Linked DNA regions of Mus musculus: region 1 is linked to region 2. Evidence: chromatin loops called from intact Hi-C (ENCODE). Cell type or tissue: left cerebral cortex. All regions are shown on one strand. Links, peaks and the distances in the headings refer to the core of each region. The heading gives the core; the rest is flanking DNA.

Region 1 (10,500 bases), core at 4,871-7,370, 60 kb after region 2:
CTTACACCTGTCCAATCACTAACCACTATCATCGCTGTAATCCCTGGAACTCTGTGCTCAGCTTCAAAATATCTTATACTGTCACTTCAGGAAAACTCATAAGTGCATAAAATTGTATCATATATCTCTGTCTTTTCATATTATCCTTCCCTTTTTCTCCAGGACACTGAAGTAATAGACAAGGATAAATTATGCTGTAATAACTGGCCTGTCAACAAGGATTGCTTTAACACCAAACCTTACAGTAAGGAAAAAACTTTATGCATATGTATGTATATACACACATATATGTGTTTAGATATAATTCATATATATGATATATTATTTATGTATTATATATTATTTATACTCAAGTTATATATAATTTTATATATAAAAATCACCATTATCTATTAAATTCACCATGTACAATAAAAAATATTTTATTTACCTGATTATTTAAAGTACTGGAATAAATTCACAGAATAACTACCTCTTAATGCTAACAAATTAAGACAAATGAAGGTGCTATGGCTTCTACCACAATATACACAAGACGAAAGGAAACATGAGATCAAATAGAAAACGGGCAGTAGAGTAGAGGTCATGTGGATGGTCAGCCATAGACTATATGATCTACTGACATCTTATATAAGCAAAAGATAAGGTCTTTTTAAAATAATCACCTGGAAAGAAAAAAATGCTTTCGTAATTGTTCAGCAATCACAAACAAAACAATACAGTCACTTTCAACTTTCTAGTCCTAAATGGAATCTATTGACTTTCTTATCTAAGTTATTTAGTGGACTTAACATTTCTAATGATTTGGGTTTATTCTTAAAATAGAGGTCAAAGTACATTTGGTGTTCCAAAGGTATGTCAAAGGCATAATTCTGAAGCATCAGGGTGCATGATTTATCATCTCATTTTCAAAGGTGAATACTTTGTAAAGAACAATTACTTGGGTGTAAACGTTTTGATAGGGAATAATATCAGCTTATCATTATTCATATGATCACTAAATTAAGTGCTTCTTAAAAGCAAGGAGCACCTTGCTTTGATAAAAACATGTTTGATATGCAGCCTGCGAGGCTGTGAAGTAAGACACCATCACTTTAGGGAAGGAGCCCTGTTCACAGCTCAGCTCATTGTTGGGCACTAAATCAAGGTTGTTATGTGTTTGGCTGAACAAGATGCAAATCTCCTTTGTACTTGACAGAAGATTAGGTGTGTCAGCTGTTGTTTTACTTGAAGGAGTTTGAACCAAAAATTTGGTGAAACTTAAAAACTACTGACTCTCTCCTATGTTTGTAACACCTGGAACCAAAACCCAGCTTGTAATAAGCTAAATTTTGCCTACTCTGATACCTTATTGAAGAAACATATGATAAATAATGTGATTTTGAGAAAAAAGTCTTTTGCCACATGCCCCTACTTTTCATATCACCCCCAGTCTACTATTTTGAATGTTGTAGTGATAGGATAAATTATTCTGTAATTACTGGCTCATAATAAAAGTATATTGATCTCTCCAGTACCAAATCTTATACTAAGGAAGAAAATTCACCTTTTAGTTATTTTATAAAGTATTTTTGTATCTTCGTTTAACAGTTCTAGAACATTTAAAAAATTTAAAAACTTATTGGCACTCCTGATTCCTCCCACTGCCTCACCCACAAATCTCACACATTCTGCAATGTACTTATATAATGATATATAATAGACATAAAGACTGTTTACTTACAGAATATTTATATACATAAAATATATGCTGCATATATAATTTTTCTTTGTATATTTATGTAGACAACCCTGGTTGGTGTCTTCTTCCCGAATCTAAATGACTGTGCCTCTCCAAAATAATCCACATGACTTGAGAGAGGATGGTACCCGTCAGTATGAGCTGCATAGAGAGTGTTAAGGTGTATCTATCTGTTCTGCAGATTCTATAAGAATAATTTTGCTTTTCAGCCCTTCTCATAGTACAGTTTTTGAAGCTATCTCACTTTTCCAAGTGGACAAAGCTGCTTTTCCTGTTGAGGGTCATTCTCTTTCCAGTTAATATTTTAGGTTTTTTAATCTTGATTTTTAGAATCACTCGTCTGCTTTGATGTCCTCTTTCATAGTGTTTGCTTTATCATTGGAAATTTTTATGTTTCATAGTTTTAAAATTGCTTCATTGTAATGTTATTAGGTTTTTAAGAAAACACATGAATTAAAATATATCTGTGAAAACTTAATGATAAAGACAACCTCAATAATTAAAGTATGGGCACTTTATGTTACTTAACCAAAAATATTAACTATTAATTTTTCTATGTTCTAAAATATTAAGAATTTATTTACATGTATTTTATCTTTCTTCCTTTTCTTTTTTTTTTATACTTTTTATTAGGTATTTTCCTCATTTACATTTCAAATGCTATCCCAAAAGTCCCCCATACCCTCCCACTAACTCCCCTAACCACCCACTCCCACTTTTGGCCCTGGCATTCCCCTGTACTGGGGCATATAAAGTTTGCAAGTCCAATGGGCCTCTCTTTCCAGTGATGGCCGACTAGGCCATCTTTTGATACAAATGCAGCTAGAGTCAAGAGCTCCGGGGTACTGGTTAGTTCATAATGTTGTTCCACCTATAGGGTTTCAGATCCCTTTAGCTCCTTGGTTACTTTCTCTAGCTCCTCCATTGGGAGCCCTGTGATCCATCCAATAGCTGACTGTGAGCATCCACTTCTGTGTTTGCTAGGCCCTGGCATAGTCTCACAAGAGACAACTATATCTGGGTCCTTTCTGCAAAATCTTGCTAGTATATACAATGGTGTCAGCATTTGGAAGCTGATTATGGGATGGAACCCTGGATGTGGCAGGCTCTAGATGGTCCATCCTTTTGTCTCAGCTCCAAACTTTGTCTCTGTAACTCCTTCCATGGGTGTTTTGTTCCCAATTCTAAGAAGGGGCAAAGTGTCCACACTTTGGTCTTCTTTCTTCTTGAGTTTCATGCATTTAGCAAATTATATCTTATACCTTGGGTATCCTATGTTTCTGGGCTAATATCCACTTATCAGTGAGTACATATTGTGTGAGTTCCTTTGTGATTGTATTACCTCACTCAGGATGATACCCTCCAGGTCCATCCATTTGCCTAGGAATTTCATAAATTCATTCTTTTTAATAGCTGAGTAGTACTCCATTGTGTAAATGTACCACATTTTCTGTATCCATTCCTCTGTTGAGGGGCATCTGGGTTCTTTCCAGCTTCTGGCTATTATAAATAAGGCTGCTACGAACATAGTGGAGCATGTGTCCTTCTTACCAGTTAGGACATCTTCTGGATATATGCCCAGGAGAGGTATTGCAGGATCCTCTGGTAGTACTATATCCAGTTTTCTGATATAGTACTGGTATAGTACCGCCAGACTGATTTCCAGAGTGGTTGTACAAGCTTGCAATTCCACCAACAATGGAGGAGTGTTCCTCTTTCTCCACATCCACGCCAGCATCTGCTGTCACCTGAATTTTTGATCTTAGCCATTCTGACTGGTGTGAGGTGGAATCTCAGGGTTGTTTTGATTTGCATTTCTCTGATGATTAGGGATGCTGAACATTTTTTCAGGTGCTTCTCTGCCATTCGGTATTCCTCAGGTGAGAATTCTTTGTTTAGCTCTGAGCCCCATTTTTAATGGGGTTATTTGATTTTCTGGAGTCCACCTTCTTGAGTTCTTTATATATATTGGATATTAGTCCCCTATCTGATTTAGGATAGGTAAATATCCTTTCCCAATCTTTTGGTGGCCTTTTTATCTTATTGACTGTGTCTTTTGCTTTGCAGAAACTTTGCAGTTTCATGAGGTCCCATTTGTCAATTCTCGATCTTACAGCACAAGCCATTGCTGTTCTATTCAGGAATTTTTCCCCTGTGCCCATATCTTTGAGGGTTTTCCCTACTTTCTCCTCAATAAGTTTCAATGTCTCTGGTTTTATGTGGAGTTCCTTAATCCACTTAGATTTGACCTTAGTACAAGGAGATAGGAATGGATCAATTCGCATTCTTCTACATGATAACCGCCAGTTGTGCCAGCACCATTTGTTGAAAATGCTGTCTTTTTTCCACTGGATGGTTTTTGCTCCCTTGTTGAAGATCAAGTGACCATAGGTGTGTGGTTCATTTCTGGGTCTTCAATTCTATTCCATTGGTCTACTTGTCTGTCACTATACCAGTACCATGCAGTTTTTGTCACAATTGCTCTGTAGTACAGCTTTAGGTCAGGCATGGTGATTCCACTAGAGGTTCTTTTATCCTTGAGAAGAGTTTTTGCTATCCTAGGTTTTTTGTTATTCCAGATGAATCTGCTGATTGCCCTTTCTAATTCGTTGAAGAATTGAGTTGGAATTTGAAGAATTGAGTTGGAATTTTGATGGGGATTGCATTGAATCTGTAGATTGCTTTTGGCAAGATAGCCATTTTTTACTATATTGATCCTGCCAATCCATGAGCATGGAAGATCTTTCCATCTTCTGAAATCTTCTATAATTTCTTTCTTCAGAGACTTGAAGTTCTTATCATACAGATCTTTCACTTTCTTAGTTAGAGTCATGCCAAGGAATTTTATATTATTTGTGACTATTGAGAAGGGTGTTGTTTCCCTAATTTCTTTCTCAGCCTGTTTATTCTTTGTGTAGAGAAAGGCCAGCCACTATGTGGTTGCTGGGATTTGAACTCAGGACCTTCTGAAGAGCCGTCGGTGCTCTTAACCACTGAGCCATCTCTCCAGCCCTCTTTCTTCCTTTTCTTTTCATGAAATTTAGGATTGAATCTGTATCTTCACACATGATAGGCAAGCCAATGATCGACATCCCTAGCTCACTAGCAATTGTTTCTATAATTAAAATTAGGTATAAAATTAGTACCTGAGGTCTGTAAGAGCTCTTTTCCTACTTCATGGCTTTGTACTATGTTTCATTACCTTTTTTGTTTTGTTTTGTGACTAATGCTATATGATTAAGCTCCCTGAATGTCAACCTCTTCAAGGTTTTCCCTTCTCCCCAAATATTTAGCAAAATGAATAGCCAAGTCTCTGATGTAATGATCATGAAAAACAAGTGTCAGTCTTTTCTACAAAATGCTGCAGGGAAGAGTGTGTGGGATAACTTCTCAGATGCATGACTGTCCACACAGTCCAGTCTGCTGCTCAGCCAAGCACATGCAACATGATGCTTATTGTAATCCCTTTGCTCAGAATTTCCTCTCAGCTTTAATAGTGAATCAGACTTACTCTCCAAGGCAGAGCTAAATATTACTTCTTCTATCTGATCTTCCTTTTGTCCTTCCCCCCTCCCCCCAGAAAAATTGCATAGCTCATTGTGCAGGCTCCATTTATATTTGGTGAGGTTCTACTCAAGGAACTGAACAAAGCTATTGCTTCTACTTTCACTAAATCTCTGAACTCCTCAAAGACATGCTTTGAGTCCCTCTCTGAATATGTGTGTGTGTGTGTGTGTGTGTGTGTGTGTGTGTGTGTGTGTGCATGTGTGGTATATTTTGTTCATTTTTGTGTATGAGTACACATGTACAGGTTTGTATATGGGTCTAAAGTTCAGAGAATGATGCTCTGGGTCTTCATCTGTTGCTCTACACCTTTTCATTTGAGACAGGTTTCCCACTAGAACCAGAGCTCACCAAATGTACGGTGTTTTCTATCAAGCTCCACCTATCTCCCCCCTGCTTCCACAGTACAAGGCTTATAGCCATGCTTAACCATATCGAATTTTTGTATGGATTCCAGAGATGCAAGCCCAGATCCTTAGACATCAAGTACTTCAGCATTTGAGCCCCAGACCCTGCTTAGCCGTTTGTGCATTAATGCACCAAGTAGACATCAAGAAAACACTGTCAAAAAATCTCAAGCTTACTTACAGAAACACTACTACCAATTCTTCTATAAGACCAAGATTGACAAATAAGGAGTAGGCAGAATAGAATATTAAACTCAAAGTCTACAATGAAAAGGATTTTACAGCCTTGATAACGTTACTTGAGAAATGAATCATCCACATTTGACATATTAAACCAAATAATATGGTAAAGCACAAAGTAGGTGACTGGTAGAAAGAGTAGCTGAATCCTAATATGGCTCCAAACCAGAACTCTAGTTCTATGGGCTTTTTTCCCCCCCTGAATGTAATAGATCAAAAAATATAACATAAAAAGGAACAGTTTTTCATTTGCATTTTGGCAAATCTCAAAGTATAATTGACTATGGTCTTCAAATAAAAGCTAAGAATAGAGAAATGTCCAAATGTTTGCATTTTGACTTATTTTTACGTTGTTCATTTCTGAGCCATTGCATCTGCCACAGTTAGCTCAGCCTGCTACAAGATTATATAATCTCAGACTGTGATTGCATTAGCTTTACTTCTTTACAACTGAAGATAACACTTTCCAACTGTTCTACCTTCAGGGAAGAAAGAGCATACAACCAATCTCTTGACCTGAGTTCTCAGCCACATTTTGTGAACTTGTAATTTGCATAACTTTCAAAAGTGTGCCTGCAAGGGCTTTAGGGTTTTTATTTTTTTAAAGCACAGTTTAACACAATATAAGACATTCATAATTCAACAAATATTATAGAATGTCTTATATTGTCTTTTTTGACTACATACATATTGACTAAAATACTCAGATTTGAGTCTACATATGTAAACTCATCTATATTCTTGCAAAGATAACTTCAGTTTCCCAAGTAACCATAAGCAACTTTTAAATATTGACTCCTTATCTCTTTTTTCCAGAAAATTACTGATCATTAAACACTGTGACTAATCTAATTTTTGTTTGTTTGTTTACATTTGTATCATCCTGATTTACATTTGAAACTCATTGGTGCAGTTCCAAACAGATTCTTGTGTGTGGTGGTTTGAAAGAGAACATATAGACCCATGTGTTTGCATGCTTGGTGCTGAGAGAGTGGCACTACTAGAAAGGAATTGGGAAGTGTGGTCTTGTTGAAGAAAGTAGGCCACTGGGGGTGGGCTTTGAAGTTTCAAAAGCCCAAGCCAGATCCAGTAGCTGGATCTCTCTCTCTCTCTCTCTCTCTCTCTCTCTCTCTGTGTGTGTGTGTGTGTGTGTGTGTGTGTGTGTGTGTGTGTGTGTCTATCTCTGTCTGTTTCTCTCTTTCTGCTGCCTAGGTATCCAGATGTAAATTTCTCAACTACTTCTTCAACACCATGTTGGTGTTGCCATCACATTTCCTGCCATGATGAAAACTCAGTAAATTTCTAACTGTAAGCAGCTCAATAAGCCACACTCCTTCATGGATTTTGTATCAGTTCTTTTTCCAGATCCCTAGCATGCTTGTGTTCCTGTCCATAACTCCTTTCATGATGAACTGTGATTTGGAAGCATAAGCTGAATAAATTCCTTCTTCTCCCAGTTGCTTTGGTCAGTCTTTCATCTTAGCAAGAGTAACCCCACATCATGTCATCTTCGTCACTGTTGAAAGTGTAGCTGAACATAAATCTCTGCTATCTACTATTCCCATGCCTATTGAGGGGTTCTTACTTCCATCAGATACAGAGTTTTACAGGGGCATTTTATTGACCCTAATAGGTTTTATTTAACCTAATAGAGTTCATAGAGGACCAAAGGTTAAGTCTTCAGAAAAACCTTCAACAATTGACAAAGAAGAATTAATGGTTGAGTAGGGACTTAGTGACTTATACCCTGTGCAAAGGTCCCTAAAAGCACTGAGTTATAAAAGCCTTAATGGATGGATCAGTAGTTAAGAACATTGGATGCTCTTGCCTAGGACCTGAGCTCAATTGTAAACACCCACATAACAGGACACAGTTATCTGTAACCCCATCTCCAGGGGATCAGATGCCTTCTTGTGAACTCTGTGGGCACAAGTCACATATATGTTACACAGACTTACATGCAGGCAAAACACTGATACACATAAAATATAACTATAATTAATACACCGAGCTCTGCTCTGCCACTCTAAACATTTTCTCATTACATCATTTTCCTTCCCTTCCTGTCTCATTTTCCTACTTATCCTACTTAGGAGCCCTCCCATTTACCTTGGAGCTCCTGTTCCTGCAATAGTAAAAGGGCACATTATGAAACAATGTGCATTGGGTGAATTCAAGGAGATTCTTTCCATCTGATATGCAAAGAGCAATGCCAACTCCTAATTCTCATATACAACTAGGAATGATTTCCTCTCATTTCCAGGGTACATCAGGTGCCCTATAACAGAATCTGCATTTTGCATATAGCAGTATAAGTGCAAGCAGTTTTGATCTGTCTAGGTTAAAGATGAAACAGAGCCTTCCCTACTTCTGAGAGTTTCTTTGCAATTTCAGTTTCTCCTTCCTTTTCACTGGGGATACCAGTTAACCAATCAGAGCTCACTTCCATCATCTTCCGACTAAGCACTTAATGCTTTTCTCTTCTGATAGGCTGCAAACAAACACATACATACACACACACACACACACACACACATATAAACACACATAAACACACACTCATACACTCACACATACACATACAACATGCATACATAACACCCACACACATACAAATACCACAGAACTATCTTACTTTTCTATTGCTATGACAAAACAGCATGACCAAGACAACTTATAAAAGAATGTGATTAATTTGGCTTATGTTTTCAGAGAATTTGAGTCCATGATAGCAGAGCAGAGGAATGGTTGCAAGAAGGTTAAGGTTAAGTCTTCAGAAAAACCTTCAACAATTGACAAAGAAGAATTAATGGTTCACATTTTGATTCACAAGAAGGAAACAGAGAGCACACTAGAAATGGCAAAGATCTTTTAAACCCTTAAGCCCACCCCCAGTGACACACCTCTTCCAATAAGATGACACCTCCTTGCTGGCTGTGGTGGCGCACACCTTTAATCCCAGCACTTGGGAGGCAGAGGCAGGCGGATTTCTGAGTTCAAGGCCAGCCTGGTCTACAAAGTGAATTCCAGGACAGCCAGGGTTACACAGAGAAACCCTGTCTCACAAAGCAAAACAAAACAAAACAAAACAAAACAAAACAAAACAAAACAAAACAAAACAAAACAAAAGAACCACACGTCCTAATCCTTCCCAAGTAGTTACACCAACTAGAGACTAAGTATTCAAATATGCAGACCTATGGGCACCACTCTCCTTCTAATCACCACAAATCCTTTAATTTTATTTCATCAGTGTATTAATTTCTTATTGGTAACATTATATATTAGTACAAGTTATCCTTAAAACAATTTAGAAATATTACCCTACAGTTCTGAAGTCATAAATCTGAACTGGGTTTCACAGTGCTAAGCTCACTGTGACCAAGAGAATGGCCTTTCTGAAAATAAATTTTCTCTCCTTTTATTTCTTCTCCCAGTTTTCATAGACCAGAAACTCTCTCAGTTACTAGCCCATTCCCTCATTCTCAAGGCCAGTACTTATAATCAAGCTTAAGATTCTGTCCTTCTGATTATTTTTCCTGTGTCTCCTCATTTAATTTGCCTTGTCCCTTGTGACTCAGATATATAAAAATCAGCATATTATCAACTTTAATTATATATGTAACATAATACCCTGTCATACAACATTCTAAACTTCTTAGAATTGGGATTTAGAGATGTATAGGCTGCTGTGCCTATACAGTTAAAAAAAAAAAGTAGCCGGGAATGTTACCTACTACAGTTAGGAATAAATTATGCTTTATGCTATATATAGAATCATGCTATTACTTTATTCTTTTTACAAAGTCTTTCTAAGAATAAACAACTATACTTGTGAGTTCACATTACTGATAACTATAACCAATCAGAATTTGGGATGTGTCAATTATTTAACATACTAGGCAGTGCTTTAATGGTTACAACCTGACCTTCAAGCCCAAGATTGATCTGGATTTGGGTTTTCTCTGTTACTAAGTTTATTTGGCTCCAGAAATTTCCTAACCACCATGTCTCATTGTCCTCGTATTAAACAGACAACCATGCTTCTTCACAATGAGGGTCAGTTTATCAACTGATGTTAGTATCTGATATTAAAACACCTTACCAAAGGGTCAGACACTATTTGGAAAAAAATAATTTAAAAAGATTTCTTTGTTATAAATAAAGATTACCACATTGTTCAATTTTTTTTAATATTCCCCGTTGTACACTAAAATGACAAGTAAGAAGTTGGTAGTTTTAGTGGTCATCACGGAAAGATGGAGATTCCATCAGCCATGATTACAGTCATTTTAGCAAGTATGTGAGAGGTGGAAATCCATTTAAGAATTAAAAGCGGTGTAGCCAAAGAAGCAAGCTAAAGCTTACAATTCATACTGCTGAGGAAATGAAGCTAGTTAATTTTCCAACAGCAGCCCTATTACTCAGACTTTGACAACAACCAACAAACTATAGAGAAAGTAAAAGCTTTCAGGGTTTCCAGGGACTAGGTAAAATAAAGACCGAGTAGGAAGAGCACAAAGGAAAGGTCTGTGAGAACACTGTGTG
Region 2 (10,500 bases), core at 3,817-6,316:
GCTTCCAGGTAGAGTAGAACATAGTTTTTTTAATATATATTTCTCAAAAATACTATAGTAGTAGGGGACTTCTGATACATGAAGGCCACCCACAGATGCATTTCTTTGAAACTTTGTGTCTTTTTAAAAATTCATTTTATTTTTTATTAATTATTCCATTCATTTACATCTCAAATTATATTCCACTTCACAGTTATCCCTCCACAAAACCCTTATTCCACATCTGCCCTCTCCCCCTTCCGCTTTTCCTCTATAACTGTACTCTCCTACCCTACTACTCTCTCCCGCCCCACTGCTCCAGCATCTGCTATGCTGGGACATCAAACCTTCACAAAACCAAAACCCTCCCCTGCCATTGATTTCAGACAAGGCTATCCTCTACTACATATGTATCTGAAGTCTTGGATCACTTCCTGTACACTCTTAGTTGGTGGTTTAGTCTCTTGGAGCACTAGGTGGTAAGCCAGCTGATAGTGTTCTTCCTGTGGGGTTGAAATCCCCCCTGTTCCTCCAGTCCTTCTGTCAGCTCCCCTACCAGAGTCCCTGAGCTCAGTCTGATGGTTGGCCCCAAGCATCCACATCAGCATTGGTTAGTTGCTGGCAGAAAGAGCCTCTTGGCAACAGCAAGAGGTAGGGTGTGATATCTGCAGACAGGATGGATGCCCAGGTGGGGAGGTCCTGAGATGGCCCTTCCTTCAGTTTTTGCTTCATTTTTGTCCTTGTCTTTCATTTGGAATGAAATATTTTTTAGATTAAAAAACTTTGAGATGGGTAGATGGCCCCAACCCTCTACTAGGGGCTGAAACTGTGTCTTATTGGAGCATAAATAGTTTAAAAACTAAATAGTCTTATGGCTTAAGAGTTGAAGAAGTAGAATATAAGGGATGAGTTGAAAAACTATGAAATGTTTTTGAGAATGGCAGGGGCATTTGCCAGTTGCCTTTTAATGAATGTGTAAATAGTCTCACCAATGGACCTTTAAGTTACTAATGAAATGAATTTGTCCATCATGATAACAGGTAGCTAACCAATGCTGAATATTTATATCAAAGCTATTTCCTGATCTAAGTTCCTACAAACTTCTCTCAGTGTACAGGCTGTTTAAAGCATCAACATGATGCCCCCCCCCTCGTATCTGATATAAAGCAAGTTTGATTCTCAGAAATGCTGCTGGTCTTAATGAACTGTAATCAAATCAGGCAAATTTTCATCAGCATTCATCTGCTATTATCTTCTGTCTAGAGACTATTATCATTTTCCCAAAAGGGAACAAATACTACGTTATAATACACAAATACAGTGTCTTTGGCTAAGGATGGACGGGAAGCTATTTCTCACTAAAACCATTAACCCTGTGGGAGCCAGAGGTTTGTTTTCTTAAAGGTATAATAAAAATATAAAATGTACCTAGTCTAGACATCTCTAAATCTTAGGCACTATAGTGCTCAATTAAGTTACCTAAACATATTTCTAAATGTATCCAATCATGCATTCAGGCTCTTTATTCAAATAAGTCCAAGTTCAAAGGGTTTGAAACAATTATGGGTCCTGTGTAGTTTGATAGTGTGTCTATTGTATGTATATAGCTAATATGGGCCTTGAAAGCGTTTATGTCCCTGATGCATCTTCTTCTAAACTAAGTGTCTCAAAGCAGTCCTGGCCAAAATGCTCTGAATCTGCACTGCATACTAAAATTCCCTAGGGTGATTAGTAAAAAACCGTGCTCCTCAGGCCACACCCCAGACCAAATAAATCCAAATATCCCTGAGTAGAACCCACACAGTTGTATTTTTTTACAACATCTCCTAAGAGATTCCAAAGCACCAATAAAATTGAGAAATACTGATCTAACAGATGATCATGTGGAACTAGTAGGTCTGTTGTTTAAAAAACAATTTCCTACAAAATTGAGTTAAGGTTCTGTTATGTAACCTTGGCTGTCCCCAGACTTTTAGTTCACTTGTTTCCACCTCTAGTAAGCTGGAATTATAAGCATGAGCTGCCACATCTACCTAAGAGCATAAAATTTTTAAGAAAATAGATGTTCAGATTGCTTTTAATATCATCATTTTCCCAAACCTAATCTCTGGCAAGTTCCAGTTATTTTCTATATCTTCTCAATGAACTGTTTACTAAAATTTTTTTCTGGGCTATACTCCATTTTGATTTGATTATATAATGCAGCCAAGAGATTTGAGAAAGTAAATGCAGATTTACTTTTATAAATGACAGCACATTTTTAATTAACAATAGAAGACACTGGCCTTTCTGGAAGGTGTATTGTTCCTCACCGTGCTAAGAGAGTGACTCTGGGATTTAAGAAAGCCTCTTCCAATGCCTTATCTATGTACCCCTTGGAGCTGTATGAAAGCTCTTACAATTTACCTTTGCTTTAACGAGGGTAAAGTGCAGAGCTGTGCATTCTGTTGCTGGAACTACAGTTTAACAATGGGATTTACGAGGTGTGCACTCACCAGCGTGTCTCTAATGCCCAGGTTCACTCATCCTGCACCTTAAATTGGCTCTCTAGGTGCTATTTTAATCGGTGCAGAGCCAATCACGCACAGCTCACAAATGGTGGGTCCAAAGAAATGTATATAGTAATGTGCAGAGGATATGGTTTCTGTCAATGAAGACCATTGTTAGCCAGGAATGAAAATAGAGGAAACCTGCTAAAGAGATGAAACATTTGTTATGATTCTGGATTGTGAAGGGAAGAAATGGGTAAGAGGTAAAATGCAAATTCTTTCTGGGAGCTGCTACAGGAGAAGCACACCTACCCATAATAATAGGCAGTGGTGATCCATTCTGTATTTTAACAAGCAGAGGCAATAAGAGTCACAGATGCTGCACAAAATGTGTTGAATCATCACTTAGGTCTGAGAGAGTTCTGACCCAGGACCCAGTACAGTGCATGCTCTTTTTCTCTCATCTACTCAGATACAAAGTTGCTATTCCATTAAGTAAAAACCAGCATTTGACACACCAAAGAGTATCCCTTCAGCCCCTTCTTTCCCAGGGTTCCAACTAAGAACTTGGCTTGCACATAACAAAATGCAACCGGGAGAATACACAGAAGCAATCACTTTTGATAGGTTCCTGTTGTGCTTCCACCCTCCTTTAACTCTTTGGAAGGCATTCTAGCAGGTAGTGACTGTTGGAACACAGGCTAAAACCCACCGGTTTAGACACCTGCTGCCCCTCTATTAAGTCAAGGTCTAAACCTTTGCTTTCTGGATATTGAGGCAATCTTCAGGGCTGTAGGGAACTGATGAAAGCAGTCTGGATCAGGATGTAGTCAGAGGTCTAAGCGCAGGAGAAAGATATAGACAGCATTTGGTAAGGGGGCATTTCAGTATCTTTTTTTTTTTTTTTTGGTTTTTGAGACAGGGTTTCCCTGTGTAGCCCTGGCTGTCCTGGAACTCACTCTGTAGGCCAGGCTGGCCTCGAACTCAGAAACCCGCCTGCCTGCCTCCCAAGTGCTGGGATTATATGCGGGCGCCACCACGCCCTGCATATTTCAGTATCTTAATGAGTGATTTAGTTATGTGAATATAAGTTTTGTCAGTGGGCTTGTAGAGCTGAGGATATGGCTCAGTGGGAGAACGCAGCATAGAAAGCACAATGACCTGGGTTTGATGCTTAGCACTGGGGGAAGAAAAGGAATGCATGGGGGGGGAACAATCCTAGTATCTAGTATTAACCTACTACTCTGGAGGAGGCTGTGCTCAGATTATTATTATTCCTGTTTCTTTGCATTTTGTATTCTGCCGACTCCTGTGCCAGGTAAAATTGATAAATGGAATGAGCCCCACTTGGACTTTGCATCTGCTGGCTTTTGTGGTGATTTGAATTAGAACGTCTCCCCACCATAGGATGTGGCATTAGGAGGTGTGGCCTTGTTAGAGTAGGTGTGGCCTTGTTGGAGGAAGTGTGCCACTGGGAATGGGCTTTGAGGTTTAAATGCTCAAGCCATTTGAAGAGCTTAAGTCTCTCTTCTTCCTGCAGCTTCCTGATAGAGATGTAGAACTCGAAGCTAGGGGGAGTGGGTGGGTAGGGGAGTGAGGGGGGGTATGGGGGACTTTTGGTATAGCATTGGAAATGTAAATGAGCTAAATACCTAATAAAAATGGAATAAATAAATAAATAAATAAAAGAACTCGCAGCTACCTCTCCAGCACCACATCTGCCTGTGTACCATCATGCTTCCTGTCCTGGTGATAATAAACTGAACCTCTGAAACATAAGCCAGCCCCAATTAAATATTTTTCTTTATAAGAGTTGCTGTGGTCATGGTGTTTCACTACTACAATAAAGCCCTAAGACAGTCATATTTTCATGTTTATTTTTTTTATTTTTCATATTTCTTATTAAAGTACGTATCTTTACAAAAGTTAAAAGGGGGATAGGTACATGAGGGGCAAAAGGGGATGAATGAAACAAAGTAAGCAAGAAGCAAGCTAGTTTAACAGACAATGACTTACCCTGAGTAAACAATCCTTCCCCCCACTAGCTCAGCTAATATCCCAGGCTCACAGAAGATTTGCAGCCCCAGGATTGTGCCGCTCACAATCAGCTCCTCCATTTATCAATTTTACCTGGCACAGGAGTCGGCAGAATACAAAATGCAAAGAAACAGGAATAATAATAATCTGAGCACAGCCTCCTCCAGACAGTAATGACTGTTGGCTGGAGCAGGTGCTGAGATGCAATAAAATTCATGTGAAGCAGCCTGGCTATTCTGTAGTCGATCAGATGCGCTAACGAGGATTTCTCTTGGTGGCGTGCAGCAAATCATCAGTCAATTCTATTTGGCTATTCAAAGAGCAGAGAAGAAGCTGTGCTTCTGTCACAGGCAGAAACTTGTCCTGGGCCAATTCTACTGGCTGCATAAGGTTAAGTCAACTAGGAGGCATGCCCAGATTGGACGGTGAGAAGTCTGAGTTCCACGGCACTCTGAGCGTGATTTCTACCTCTTTTACACTATTAACCTTTATTCGGTCCAATTGTAAACTGCTCCTTTCACTTGGTCTCACATGGAATTTAATAGACATTGCCAGATTGGCAGTCTGAAAGAAAAGACATCCCTAGGAACATTCAGGAGGGAGGGGCAAGATGGTTTTGCTCAACAGATCCTATCCTTACAATATCAACACCCTAAGCCAAGCATTCACTCAACAAATTGCTGCTGCTTTCACCTCCAGGTTTTATTTCCTTTAAAACATTTACTCTGTTTAAATGTGTGAGTCTTTGTTGTCTCTGAAGCCCAAGGAACTTGGACTTATCCAATCCTTTCCGGCAAGAAACTTCCAGAAGTCAACTTAGGAAAGTAACTGAAGAGTCTCCTGACTTGGAAGATAAATGTGCCTCAGAGAGAAGGTACAGAGAAATGGACGGATGAGCTAAGAATATACGTTTATCTAATGCACATTCCTGCTAAATGGCCCTATGCCTAGCTTTAAAGAATATCACCTCCTACTCCCAGCTCCTCCACACACAGCCTAAATCAACTTCAAAGTCCACCTCCAGATAGGCAAGATATGATTTCATACAATGACAAGGAAGATGATGTGAGGTATATATATATATATGTGTGTATGTGTGTGTATATATATATATATATATTCTTGTCTTGATTGGCACATAATTTTTTTTAGACTAAACAATTAGATTTTCCAGAATTCCGTAAAGATATTTGTGACTCAATGTAACTACTAAAATGTATATCAAACTCCCAGGAAAGCTTTTCAAAGGAAAGTGAGAAATTAAGAAAGTTGACTCTTTTGTTGCTCCCTTCCTCCTGTTAACTAGTCTTCGTTTAATAGAGTTTTTGTAATTAGACTGAATCATAATTAGTCATTAAATATATCCCATTATACACATAGACTTTCTTGACCCCTTTTTATAAGGTCTTATAACCTTGGAAAACTGAATTCACATCCTACCCACGCAAAAATAAAAACAAAAACATAATAAATTGTTTCACCTTGTATTCATGACAGCTATTTTCAAAATTGTAGTAAAATATTCATAGTACAATATTTAGAATTTAATTATCATTGAGTGTACATTTCATTTGCATGAAGTAAGTTTGCACTGTAGGTCAGTCATCAGTCTGATGCATTTTCTTAGCTTTTATCAACCTACAAAAGTGAATCTCTGTACTCACTAGACACTAATTCCCCAAACCCCTTCTCCTAACTCTGAAAACCCATTCTGCTTTCTGACTTTATGGTTATCTGAGAGAGCACATTTAACATTTTAAAATTGGTAGCATTACAATTTGTAATTATACTACCTTAAATACTATTCAAAATCTTTGATCCTAGGCCACTTTGCTTCTACAGGCTGAGGCAGCAAGGGGGCAAATAAACAGAATTATTTTAAGTATGAGAAATAAATTTCTACATTAATTAAAGTTTATTAATTATGAGTTTCATTTGTACATAGCTAGAAGTAGACTGATTCTATACCTCTGGAAGTTATGTTAGGATCAGCTCAAAAGATTTCAAAAGCAACCAATGCCTGGGCCTTCTCTGGGTCCACTGCTGTATTTCACCTTGTTAGAACCAAGCACAACCATTTAGAAGCTTGGAAGCTTAGCAGTGATTCTACAATGCAGTCCAAATCTAGATAAGGATCAGTACTTCAAGTAATTTCTCAGGTACTTACAGTATTTAAGGTTAGCCTGGGATACATGGATCTCTGTGTAAGAAAGAAAGGAGAGGGTAGAGACAAAGAGAGAAGGGGAAAGGAGGGGAGCAAAGGAGAGAAAATAGACTGATAGAGAAAGGAAGGGAAGAAAAAGGCAAGATAAAACCAAGAAGGGAGGGTGGGAAGAAGGAAGGGAGGAAGGAAGCAAGGAAGGAAGGGAAAAAGGAAGGAAGGATAAAATGGGCTGGTGTTACTGCTCAGTTAAGAAATGGGAGCCTGGCCGGGCAGCGGTGGCACACGCCTTTAATCCCAGCACTTGGGAGGCAGAGGCAGGCAGATTTCTGAGTTCAAGGCCAGCCTGGTCTACAGAGTGAGTTCCAGGATAGCCAGGGCTACACAGAGAAACCCTGACTCAAAAAACAAAAACAAAGAAAGAAAGAAATGGAATCCTGAAATCAATCACTCACAAATCATATAAGCAGAACCATACGTGGCAGCACATGCTGGCAATCCTAGTGCTGGAGAGGAAGATACAGAAAATCCCTATGACTCCGATATCCAACCTGGCCCACTTGGTCAGCTGCAGGACAATAAGTGATCCCAACTCAGGAAAAAGAAAACAAAACAAACAAACAAACAAACAAAAAAAACAAGTAGAGAATCAGGGGAAGGACACCTGGAGTATCTTTTGGCTTATACACACATGTACATAAACACAAAATTCCTAGATCTAGAGACTCTCACCCTCAACCTCTAGGCTGGTGACGAAGCTCAGAGACACAATATGACCCCTCCATCATCTCCTTTGTTTGCTCAACATCAGTCTATTCTTCGTGGACCCTCAGATCCAGCCTTTACCCTGCCTGATGCTTTTATGAAATGCATTGTCGATGTGAGAAACTTTGACAATTTTGGGTTTTGGGCACTCCTCTCTGAAGCCTCCCTTCTTCTAGGCAGTAGCACGGGCAAATGTGATTGCCAAGGCCCTGAGGGGCCTCACTTCCAACTATCTACAAGAATTCTTTTTAGTATGAAGGAAATAATACTTTCTTCCTCTGTCTAATGAAGCAGTCTCTTGTCTCCCTCCAAAGCAACTAGTATAATCTAATCTAAACATTAGATTATGAGAAACTGAGCATGTAGGATAGAAAAAATCCTTAGTTTTATTTTACCCAAATTTTCTTCTAACAGAAGCACAAAGCCTGTCTCCCTTGCATTCAGAATACAAATACGAAGGAAGAGATTCAAATTGGATTTTTCTGAGGTGGAAAGATAAATAATGCAGTTGGAAAAATACTTAGCAAATATAAAGACCAGAGGTCAGCCCAGAATTATGGTTAAAAAAACAAACAAAACAAACATAAGAACAGGGAGAATTACAATGCATGTTTATGACAACCCCTGTACTAAAGATACAGTGACAGGCAGACATTTGGGGCTCACTGGTTGGCCAGCCTAGAATAATCAGATAAAATGAGATACTCTACCTAATAAAATATGAAAGGCTACACTCAAAGAATAATATCTGATATTGAATGTTGAATCCAGCTTTTACACATACATAAAAATGCATGCAGTATCCCAATGTACACATTCCTAACAATCTGTTGAACATTTTCATTCATATGCAAAAGTAACATCACTAAGAAAAGCAAGTGATATATATATATATACACATACATACATACACACACACATATATATATAAATGTTGTGTGGGGGGGTTGAGGGTGGGTATGTTGTTCAGAACTGTACATCTCAGAATAATGCTCCAAGTGAGGCTACAACAATGTGCTAATGAAGAAAATGAGCTCTGGCAGGACCAGCACACAAAGGGTGTCTAAGAGATTGCTGCCACAGAAACAGAAGGAACTCTGTTTCCTTTAAGAATAAGTCAATGTCAGTGTTTTCTTATGTCACTAGCTTTGTACTCAGTACTCATGTTGAGACACAGACTTGCAAGAATATGGACCATTTTGTCCAAATTCTGCCTTCAAACGGGGTTAAGAAAGTTTTGGTAATTACATTTTATAAATTTAATATTTCAATGAATTTAAAATTGACTATGTCTCCAGCCAAGTTTCATCACACAACAGAAGGGAATTCAAATGCAAGAGAGAAAAAAATACTAAAGAGAGCTTTTCACGGAGAAAGAGTGTTAGGAACGCAGAGAGAGAGAGAGAGAGAGAGAGAGAGACAGAGACAGAGAGAGACAGAGAGAGAGACAGAGAGAGACAGAGAGAGAGAGACAGAGAGAGACAGAGAGAGACAGAGACAGAAGAAGAAGAAGAAGAAGAAGAAGAAGAAGAAGAAGAAGAAGAAGAAGAAGAAGAAGAAGAAGAAGAAGAAGAAGAAGAAGAAGAAGAAGAAGAAGGATGTAAGGTTTTGTTAGCTGTGTTTTGGGCTGCTGCTAATACCTGACTAGAAGTGATCTAAATAACAGGGTTTTAAACATCTTGATACAAAATAAGAAAACACAGGCTTACTCCCACTAGTTCAGCAGTTCAGTCTGGTTAAAATTAAATCAAATGTTCTTTTGTCTTTCTTTCCCTCTGTGTTTGATTTCGTGCCAGAAGAGGAAAAAGAGAAAAGGGTGTAGGCAGTGACAACACGTGCATCACAGGATAGCAGTCCAAAACCAGAGGCACATAAATCAAGGAAGGGTCCCATCCCCCATAGCTGTCTTCCATAACAAGACATGAATGTACAGGACATAATCATTTCAGCTGCTGTCTTATTGTCTTTCCCATCAGATATTGTCCACAGGCACTGTGATGAGTCCTTTACCTTAACTGTTACTGAGACTGGTCATATTCCCATATCTCTTCATCTACCTGAGTTCTTTCTTTCTTCATTTATTTGCTTGCTTATGTGTCTTTCTTAAGGGTTTAGTTTACATGGTCTTAATTTGCTACCACCTAAAGTATCCTTTCTATTATACTGGTGTCTTTAAGTGTCTAAATGGCCTCTATGGATTCCTAGTCTGAGTCTGTCACTCTAGACACCAGGTTATCTCACCTTCATGTTATCCTGTATTTATTTGGTAAATAGCAAAAATCGATCTCATGATCCTCCACTGGAAAGGGAGATCATAACTAAATAAACACAGAAACAAAAAGGTCACAGGATACAATGGCTGAGTCCATTCAGATTGCCCTGGACATTATTGAAGTATCTTAAGCACTTTGCTTTGTCTCTTAGAGTTCATCTTCATTATATGCTCTTTAATTCACACAGTCATGGTAGACAGCTTATGAAAATTGAAGTGTGTGGCACTGGGCAAAAGGGAGAAAAGAGGAGAACATGGTTTTATATAAAAAATCCTTCCCTCTTTCTAGAACCCAGTCACTAAAGCTCTTTTTATCTTCTCTGCCTGCCTTACTTTAATCCCCATCTCAGGCTGGCTCCTCCACCCTTCTCATTGTGACCACAGTGCTCTTACCCAAAGAAGGGGATGGTGATATAAAACAAAGAGTTGGCTCCTGTGAGATATACTCATGTCAAACTACAGAGATTACTTTGACTTTTGTCGACTTATTGGCTTTGTTAAGATGTCAAATCTTAATTCTAGTCTGTATATTAGTCATATTTCTTATTGAAATATGTGAGACCCTGTGTATAGGCCTGAATTTTTTTGAACTTACCAAATATTCCTGAAATTTTGCTCCTGACCCACTCCTTTGTTTCATAATCTAAACCTGCTAAATGGTAAATTGTGTGGCCATGTCCAGTGGCATAGCAGATGCAGATACACAACCCTACAGCATAGTCAACCTGGCCCAAGTCAAGGGGGAATGAGTGATCCATCTCAAGAGTGAGATTGCAGGAGAGCTGACCCTGCCACTC

What was found. Peaks named below come from ENCODE experiments on the same cell type or tissue, not always from the same donor. Only the 100,000 strongest peaks of a DNase experiment are listed, where the experiment ranks them.
Region 1: it touches region 2 in a loop (2.2-fold over the local background); 2 of 42 quality-filtered maps call a loop at or near these places.

The regions. Positions count from the first base shown.
Region 1 is chr16:47,845,492-47,855,991 of GRCm38, forward strand. No RefSeq gene overlaps it. Among named protein-coding and RNA genes, the nearest start is that of Gm52257, 210 kb to the right of the region's middle. In left cerebral cortex, for the core only: no CTCF peak of the experiment used is centred there; a DNase peak (open chromatin) is centred at 6,349.
Region 2 is chr16:47,786,221-47,796,720 of GRCm38, forward strand. No RefSeq gene overlaps it. Among named protein-coding and RNA genes, the nearest start is that of Gm52257, 270 kb to the right of the region's middle. In left cerebral cortex, for the core only: no CTCF peak of the experiment used is centred there; DNase peaks (open chromatin) are centred at 4,796 and 5,442; H3K27ac peaks cover 956 bases.